2 separate regions of the Homo sapiens genome follow, and region 1 is linked to region 2. A link is a contact called in ENCODE Hi-C or POLR2A ChIA-PET data. All regions are on one chromosome and are shown on one strand. Each heading gives the region's core, a stretch centred on a gene start or an enhancer-like site at or near the end of the contact. The rest is flanking DNA. Distances are from core to core; before and after follow the strand shown. Region 1 overlaps ADAMTS9 (ADAM metallopeptidase with thrombospondin type 1 motif 9). Region 2 holds the start of ADAMTS9-AS1 (ADAMTS9 antisense RNA 1).

Evidence for each region. Hi-C counts contacts between places; a loop is a spot of excess contacts on that map. ChIA-PET counts read pairs that join two places held with the same protein, here RNA polymerase II (POLR2A). Pooled maps may share reads with other maps.
Region 1: a pooled map of ovary shows a loop between it and region 2 (2.0-fold over the local background). The contact joins the enhancer-like site here to the promoter of ADAMTS9-AS1 in region 2. A Hi-C loop is called at or near these places in 2 of 168 maps with a recorded cell type or tissue (Caco-2 and testis), 1 of 37 single-sample maps with no recorded cell type and 4 of 50 pooled maps. POLR2A ChIA-PET finds 5 or more read pairs at or near these places in 1 of 52 experiments (Caco-2).

Annotation. Positions count from the first base shown.
Region 1 is chr3:64,593,614-64,597,111 of GRCh38, forward strand. It overlaps ADAMTS9 (ADAM metallopeptidase with thrombospondin type 1 motif 9), which reads right to left. Exons shown (of 40, transcript NM_182920.2): 27 at 3,217-3,378; 28 at 645-821. Among named protein-coding and RNA genes, the nearest start is that of ADAMTS9-AS1, 34 kb to the left of the region's middle. RefSeq lists an enhancer at 3,334-3,498. Within about 2 kb of position 1,903, at least 9 of the 41 ENCODE cell types and tissues checked have a DNase peak (open chromatin) inside an H3K27ac peak, as active enhancers do.
Region 2 is chr3:64,559,417-64,562,946 of GRCh38, forward strand. ADAMTS9-AS1 (ADAMTS9 antisense RNA 1) reads left to right here and starts at 1,930. Exons shown (of 2, transcript NR_110151.1): 1 at 1,930-2,352. It overlaps ADAMTS9 (ADAM metallopeptidase with thrombospondin type 1 motif 9), which reads right to left. Exons shown (of 40, transcript NM_182920.2): 30 at 2,162-2,335.

The DNA of each region.
Region 1 (3,498 bases), core at 653-3,152, 34 kb after region 2:
GGAAGACTAGGACCAAAGCAAAAAATGGTCCCAAACGGGCTTCCTATCTCTGTGCAAGAGAGAGAACATTTCCGACACCCTAAAAGGCACCAGGTCACCTGTTCCATTTTTGGTCTTTTGCATTTTTAAATGATTTTAGTCTATTTTGTGGGCACAGACTTTGTAAAAATTATGTTCAGAGCTGTACCCGAGTCACACAGGCAAATTACAGTCACTGAAGAAAAATTGCTTTGGCCTCAGTAAGCAGGTATCTTTCCCAAAAAGTCAAAACTACTACAGCTTAGAAAAGGAAAGAATGTGTGCTATTGAGTTGTCTGTTAAAATCACTATGTATGTGTGTGTGTATGATGTGTGTGTGTGTGTGTGTGTGTGTGTGTGTGTGTGTGTGTATTTAGGCTAAGAAAAGGCAGCTACTTCTTGGCACCAGGTCCTGTATGAGGTACACTTATTCTTTAAAGTCACTTTGGCAATATCATAAAAAGTTAATTCTATTATGTGCCAATATGGAGAAAATAATAGACTATTTATAGCAGAGTTTCTGGGATGCCCTTGTAAGTGTGACAATTATCTGCCACAGAGGAGTGCCCCAGAATACCTTGGAATTAGATAGTTTGGTTAACAAACATGAATAGTTAGGGCCGTACCGAGCTCCAAGGGCCAGTACTCCATGCAGCGTCGTGTGGACAAGCATGTGTGTTACACTGCTCACGATCGGGAGGTTTATCAAGAATTTCACAGCTCAAATCTGGAAACCGTTCACCGTTGGACCGCTGACAGACCACCAGTCTTGTTCTTATGCCTCCACCACACAGCTTAGTGCACTGGAAGAAGGAAAAGGAAGGCTGCAGTTATTTTGTCTGAAAGGCCAATGACAAATTTCCTTTCTCCCTAATTTCTTAGCCAAACTCAATTATGGCATTGGGCAAGGTAAGCCTCTGACAGATGGAACCAAGGTGAATTACCAATAGTGATACGTAAAACAGACCAAGACTCTCCTACTTTAATGGCAGGTATTAGTTATTAAGTGCTTTCTCTTAACTTGCACTGAGGACTTTTGCATATATTATCTAATCAAGAGGAGTGTAATTATTTGCCCCATCTTATATATGAAGCAATTAAGGTGAAGGGAGGTTAATTAACTCGATCAAGTCCAATCTGTTAGCAAGTAACAAAGATCCTTTCTTTTTTTTTGAGACGGAGTCTTGCTCTGTCATCCAGGCTGGAATGCAGTGGCACGATCTCGGCTCACTGCAACCTCCGCCTCCCAGGTTCAAGTGATTCTCCTGTCTCAGCTTCCCGAGTAGCTGGGACTACAGGCGTGTGCCATCACACTCGGCTAATTTTTTTGTATTTTTAGTAGAGATGGGGTTTCACCGTGTTAGCCAGGATGGTCTCGATCTCCTGAGCTCATGATCCTCCCACCTCGGCCTCCCAACAAAGATTCTTTGAGAAATACCAAACCAAACCAAAACAAAACAAAAATAGACAAACAAAAACTACCCAATACCAAACAAAGGAGACAATGACTTAACTGGTTCTATTTTCTGGCAAATTTTAAGAAGCTGTCACCAATCCTTGGCTGTTCTCTGACTCCGTCTCCATAGCCCTTTATGACACTAACCTATTTTACTGTATCTCTGAATGTGAGGACAACTATGACTTTCCCCTTGGATGAATAAACAGCATGGTGGGAACACTGGATAAGGTTCTGACTCCTGGCTAGATCTAAACTTCTGAGGCAGGAACACGTTGTATTTCTTGGACAGTGCTGCTGCGCTCAAATCCAGCAACACTGACATTTGGTTTCCCTGCTGTGTCAAGGCCAGATCTCCCACAGAATTTGGAATGATCTGGTCTGTGCTGACAGCAAAGCATCCCAGCAAGTTCGTGTACTCTCCTGGCTTGAATCCAATTACAGAAGCTTAATCACAGGCCCCACAGGACAGAACTTTGCGAGGAGGTTTTGGGAAATCCACAATACATGAGTCACAAAGCCTCATTCCCTTTTCTTTCCCTTCAACAAAGCTCTCCAGAATGACATAACTGTCAATGAAAGTCAACAATAATCCCGTTATGACTGCCTATGACTACTAGGTTATATGGCTGAAACCATGAAATGTGGACACGTGATTTCATTCAGCCAAGGATGTGGACTAACATGCCCATCAATCTCATTTGTCTTTTTCCCCCCCTTGGCACTGGGACCTCCAAAGTGTTATTTCTCGTGTTTTATTTGATAAATGTTATAGTCAAGACAGAACAACTCAACAAACTTTAAATATGTGCTCTCCCTGTGGATTCAAGAATAGAGAGATATATTCTTAGTTAATTAAACACAAAACAATAAGCATCTAGGCCCTATGTATAATAAGGGCTCAAACCCCCACTTAGTCACAGTATTATTAATAATTATTCTTAACATTAATTATTACTACATTATAGTGGCAGTTAATTGATTAAAGGCGATGTGCTACGCATTTGATAGATACTACCTCATATCATGGTCATAAATACTAAGAAGTTGGTGCTATTACTATCCTTATTTACAGATGAGGATATAAATATTTGGCAAAGATACTACATTATTTGCCAAGGTCACAAAACTTTTAAGAGCCAGAGCTGAGAACAGGACACGGTTTTCTCAGCTTCCAATACTCAGTTGTCCCCTATCAGTCGTCACAGGCAACCCTGAAAAGGTAGCAGCTAAATAATTCCATATTTGAGAAAACACAGCTAACTACTCACTTCTGCAATAAAAATACATCATCTTTCATAGGAATTATAACACCTACTCAATCTGGCTTCATTAGTGACTTGGAATGTTGGGAGACATTATGCCATGGGAACAGGGCATAACACAAACACCCCAAAACTATGAAGAAGAGGGCAAGACTTCCATGGACCGATTTAACACATATTTTCAATCACTTTAAAAGCATCTATTTTTTAATCATCAGAGGTGAACAAATAACTTAAACCAGTATTTATCTGTATTCTCACCTAATTTTCCTCACCTGTGTACCCAAACTGTCTCTTAGTGGTAATAGGAACACTTTAAAATAGTCCAGAATTTAAGAAGACAGGTTTCCTAGTTAATCCCCACCCCAGAAGCTTCTACTAGAGCTAGTTCTTCTCCTTGAAAATAAAATCTGAATGATAAATACAGTTTGGTTAACACAATTCCTCTGTATTTATAGACGGATAGTTCACTCTCACCTCTCCCCAGTTGCCATAAGCCCACTGAGGACAAGGGCCGGATTCACAGGCTCTTTGCTCATCAGGTTTTATTCTCTCCACACAGTCGTTTGCGGTGTATCCATTTTCATCCTGACATACAACAACACGCCGCTGGGATCCGCCAGCACAGGTACTGGAACACTAAACACATCAGTCGACAAGTTAATCCCCACCTCAATCTCCATCTTAGGGACACAGAAGCAGCTGGTTGAAAGGTTAAGACAAATGTGCTGAAAAGCATTCTCAAGTCATCCACGAAGG
Region 2 (3,530 bases), core at 680-3,179:
CAGTATTCCTTCCTTAGACCCTCCACTTTGGGTGAAGGCAGATGAGAAAGCGTGTTCCCAGGAGGGTGACTATTAGACTCTGCTTTTCCTGTTACTCACAGAGTCTTTTCTCTTTGTGAGAATGGCAACCCTCTAGTAAGCTTCTTAAATAGAGGCCCAGGCCAGGTTATCTCCTGAAGCCGTCTATTCTTCCACAGAGTTTAACAGGAATATTTGAGTAAGGTTTAAAAAAGATCCATCTGCACGACACATGCAAAGAAGTAAATTTTAGGCATATTGTGCATGATCAGAGAAGAGGAATTTCCTCAGTGCATATGTGGCAAGGTTTTTCCATTCTTCGGGATGCAAAAGGAATTGTAAACAGAGTGTGCATTTTCGTGATTGGCTCTAGCATTTTCAAAAGCTGGCTAAAGCACAAGCAGTCAGCTTAGATTCATTTCTGAACACTCTCTTACTTTCCGCTCCTCGGAGCAGGGTTGAGTTTAGCGTGACACAAAGAGGGAGATGGAGAGAGCAGGCCATGGTAGGTCTGAAAAAAAGAGAATCAAGAGGTCACACTGAGGGGGAGAGCGAGAGAGATGAGGGAGTCTCCTCTTCCTTCTATATCTGACGTTGCCAATCCCCAAACCATAATAGATAACACTATTACCTCCAGTTTTCTCAGAACAACTCTGAAAAGTTATTTTATCCCCATTCTACAAATGGATAATCCAAGGCTCAGAGAAATCAAGAATCCTTGTTCTAATTCCCTTGGCTAATGTGTGGCAGTGCTAGGATATGAACCAAGTCTGTAGAATTTTATAGTCTCTAGGGTTCCAAATAACTGGTGTGGCTCAAGAGCTGTTAATCTGAAATGTAACTGCTTTAGGCATTCCTCCCTGCCACTGTCTGGTGGGAATAAAAAAGTAAAGAAGGAAAACAGGAAAAAGACTGAGTAGATGGAGAGGGTGAGTTTCCTAAAGAAAAGAAATTACTGCAACCAATGGAAGTAATCCATGAGGAGGCGAGGGAAGAGGAAGACAGGGCTGGGCGGCTGAATCCCAATGGGGTAAAGAATGCAGTTCTAGTATTTCTTAATGGTTTAAGAGAACAAGCTTAGCATGAAGTCTTGCTTCTTCCACTTGCTAGGTGCTAGGTATGTGACACTTGGACAAATGACACAGATTCTGTGAACCTCAGTTTTTTCACCTGCAAAATGGGATGATGATAATAATAATAATGCTCACCTTGTCTGGTGGTTAAAAAGATTAAGGGAAGCAATGAACAAAAAGTACCCAGCACAGTGCCAGGGGTACAGTCTAACTGTTCTCCAAACCATACCCTTTCTTTATGTTCTGAAAAACTCTTCATGGTGGGGAATTTCCTGCCTTATTTTTCATTATCTCTGCACCTCAAGCAGCATGCATTTTGTTTTTTATGCCAACATCAGTGGATATTGTTTTGCTTTCTAATTCTTTCCCCCCCTTTTCTACAGTTTAATCTTCTGTTCTGGAAACAGAGGTTACCTCCTATAAAACCTCCCTGGCCAAACTTTTCCCCATGGACACAATGTTTTCCTTAACCAAACATTAACTTGAAGCCAGGGAAAAAGCAAGGCCTGTCCACTTCTGCACGGACCATCAACGGAGCAGTTTCTTCAGATACCATCCTTTTTTTTTTTTTTTAAATGTTAGAAATCTTTCACTAATTAATCAAGGTTTCACATGAATGCCTATCTTCTACCTGACAGCCAAAGTCATAGAAAGAGGAAAAATACAGAGTAGGTTCTACCTAAAGTCTGCCCTGCGGCTATTTAAACAGATACAGAATGACCAAATCTGGAGACACGTATTTAAAATATTCCTTCTATCTCCCCCTCCTTCTGTGAAAGATATCTGAATGCATTCGGCCCACAGCCTGTTAAAGTTTTTTTTTTTTTTTTTGAGGCGGCCAGACTTGGAACACTCAGGAATACAGACAGACGTAGGAATTGCTTAAAAACAAGAAGTTCTCCCACCCTTGTTGGAGCGAATGCGCGAGTCTGACAGTGAACCTTTTGGGAAAGAGCCAGCATTGTAACCGTGCTCGGTGACTTCTCTGGCTTTATAGGGAACAGATGTGAGGATAGCAAGGGGCGCACACGTGAAATGCCTGGCAGGTACCCCTTTGTGGCTCTACTTACTTCTTGCCATTCCTCTGCCCTCCAAGTGTAGAGGGGACACCGTGGGCCTTGGCAGTCGCGTTCCGACTCCGGTCTGGTGTATGGGTTGCACTCGGTCTCTCTGGCTATTTTGTGTGTTCCGATCTGACAGCCCACATGCCTCTGCTGTACGCCTCGGCCACAGGACACAGAGCACTAAGAAGACAGAGAACGTAAGTGGGAGCTTCGGCTCATTTATTTTTTGGGGGGGCGGGGGGTGTCGAGGGTCACAGAGGAGGGGAATGCACTCCTAATCCAATGACTTTCATAGCTATCACATCGCTTTCTAATTTGCAATGAAAGGGATCCTAGATCATGTCTTAAACCTGGAAACTCACTGCTTATCTTATCCACGCTGGAGAGTGAGGAAGGTGCTCAAGTTTGGAGGAATCCCTCAAGTTAATGTAATTCTTAGAGGATTGAAGAGGTTAATAAAAATCATTATGAATCATTTAGCACAACCTGGAAATAGTGCTGCCATGAGAAATGAAAACTTGAAATGATTTCTATCCTGGAGGATTTGAGACTCATGAAAACTGGAGAGACAGTGTTGTACAAGAAGAATTTCTTGGCAGATTAAAAATATAACCCAAGGAGAAGTAAACCACTGAAGATTTTAGGACTTTATAAGTAGAATTATTTTCTCCAGTCTCTTCCTTTTCTTGCTCCTATTCATGGAGATAAGGCGATATTTTTTTAACCACAGAATTCACTAAAGAATTTGTGTCTATTTACAACCTCAGATGAATATATGAAGAATAAAAGCTGACAGGAAAAACCATTTCCTCGGGCTTAATGTTTTCAGCCCTTGAAAAATATTGTTAATCATGTTGAAACATTTTGCTGACCAACTTGCAAAACACCATATTAAATCTGCAATTAACTTTCCTCTAAATTAATTTTTTAATGGTTTCCTCATTGCTGGGTTTCATAATCTCACTTATGGCCAGGCCAAGAATTATTGTCTTGATTAAGGTTTTGACAGCCAGAAACTAAAGGCAACATTTGGAAAGAATGGTATATTATTACACTTAGCTATTAAAAATTATTTCCAAATTTTTGTGATAGCTCAGCCTCCATTTTTTGGTCTGGTGTTGAGAAAATAAGCTTAACATACATTAAAGCCATATTCCTAAGAGGAAGTCTTCTTAAATAATAGAATCATGACCTTTCAAACTTGAAAAAATTATTTTCCAATTAACCTGTAGCAACATTCAACTTTCTTTGAGACTATTAATGGAAATTTACTATCAAGAATCACACCCAAATGTATTCTGCTGAATGGTAATTTTCTCTCCATTTCAGATTTTAAGAAAACAGGTAACGATATTTAGAAGGTAACTTGAGAAAT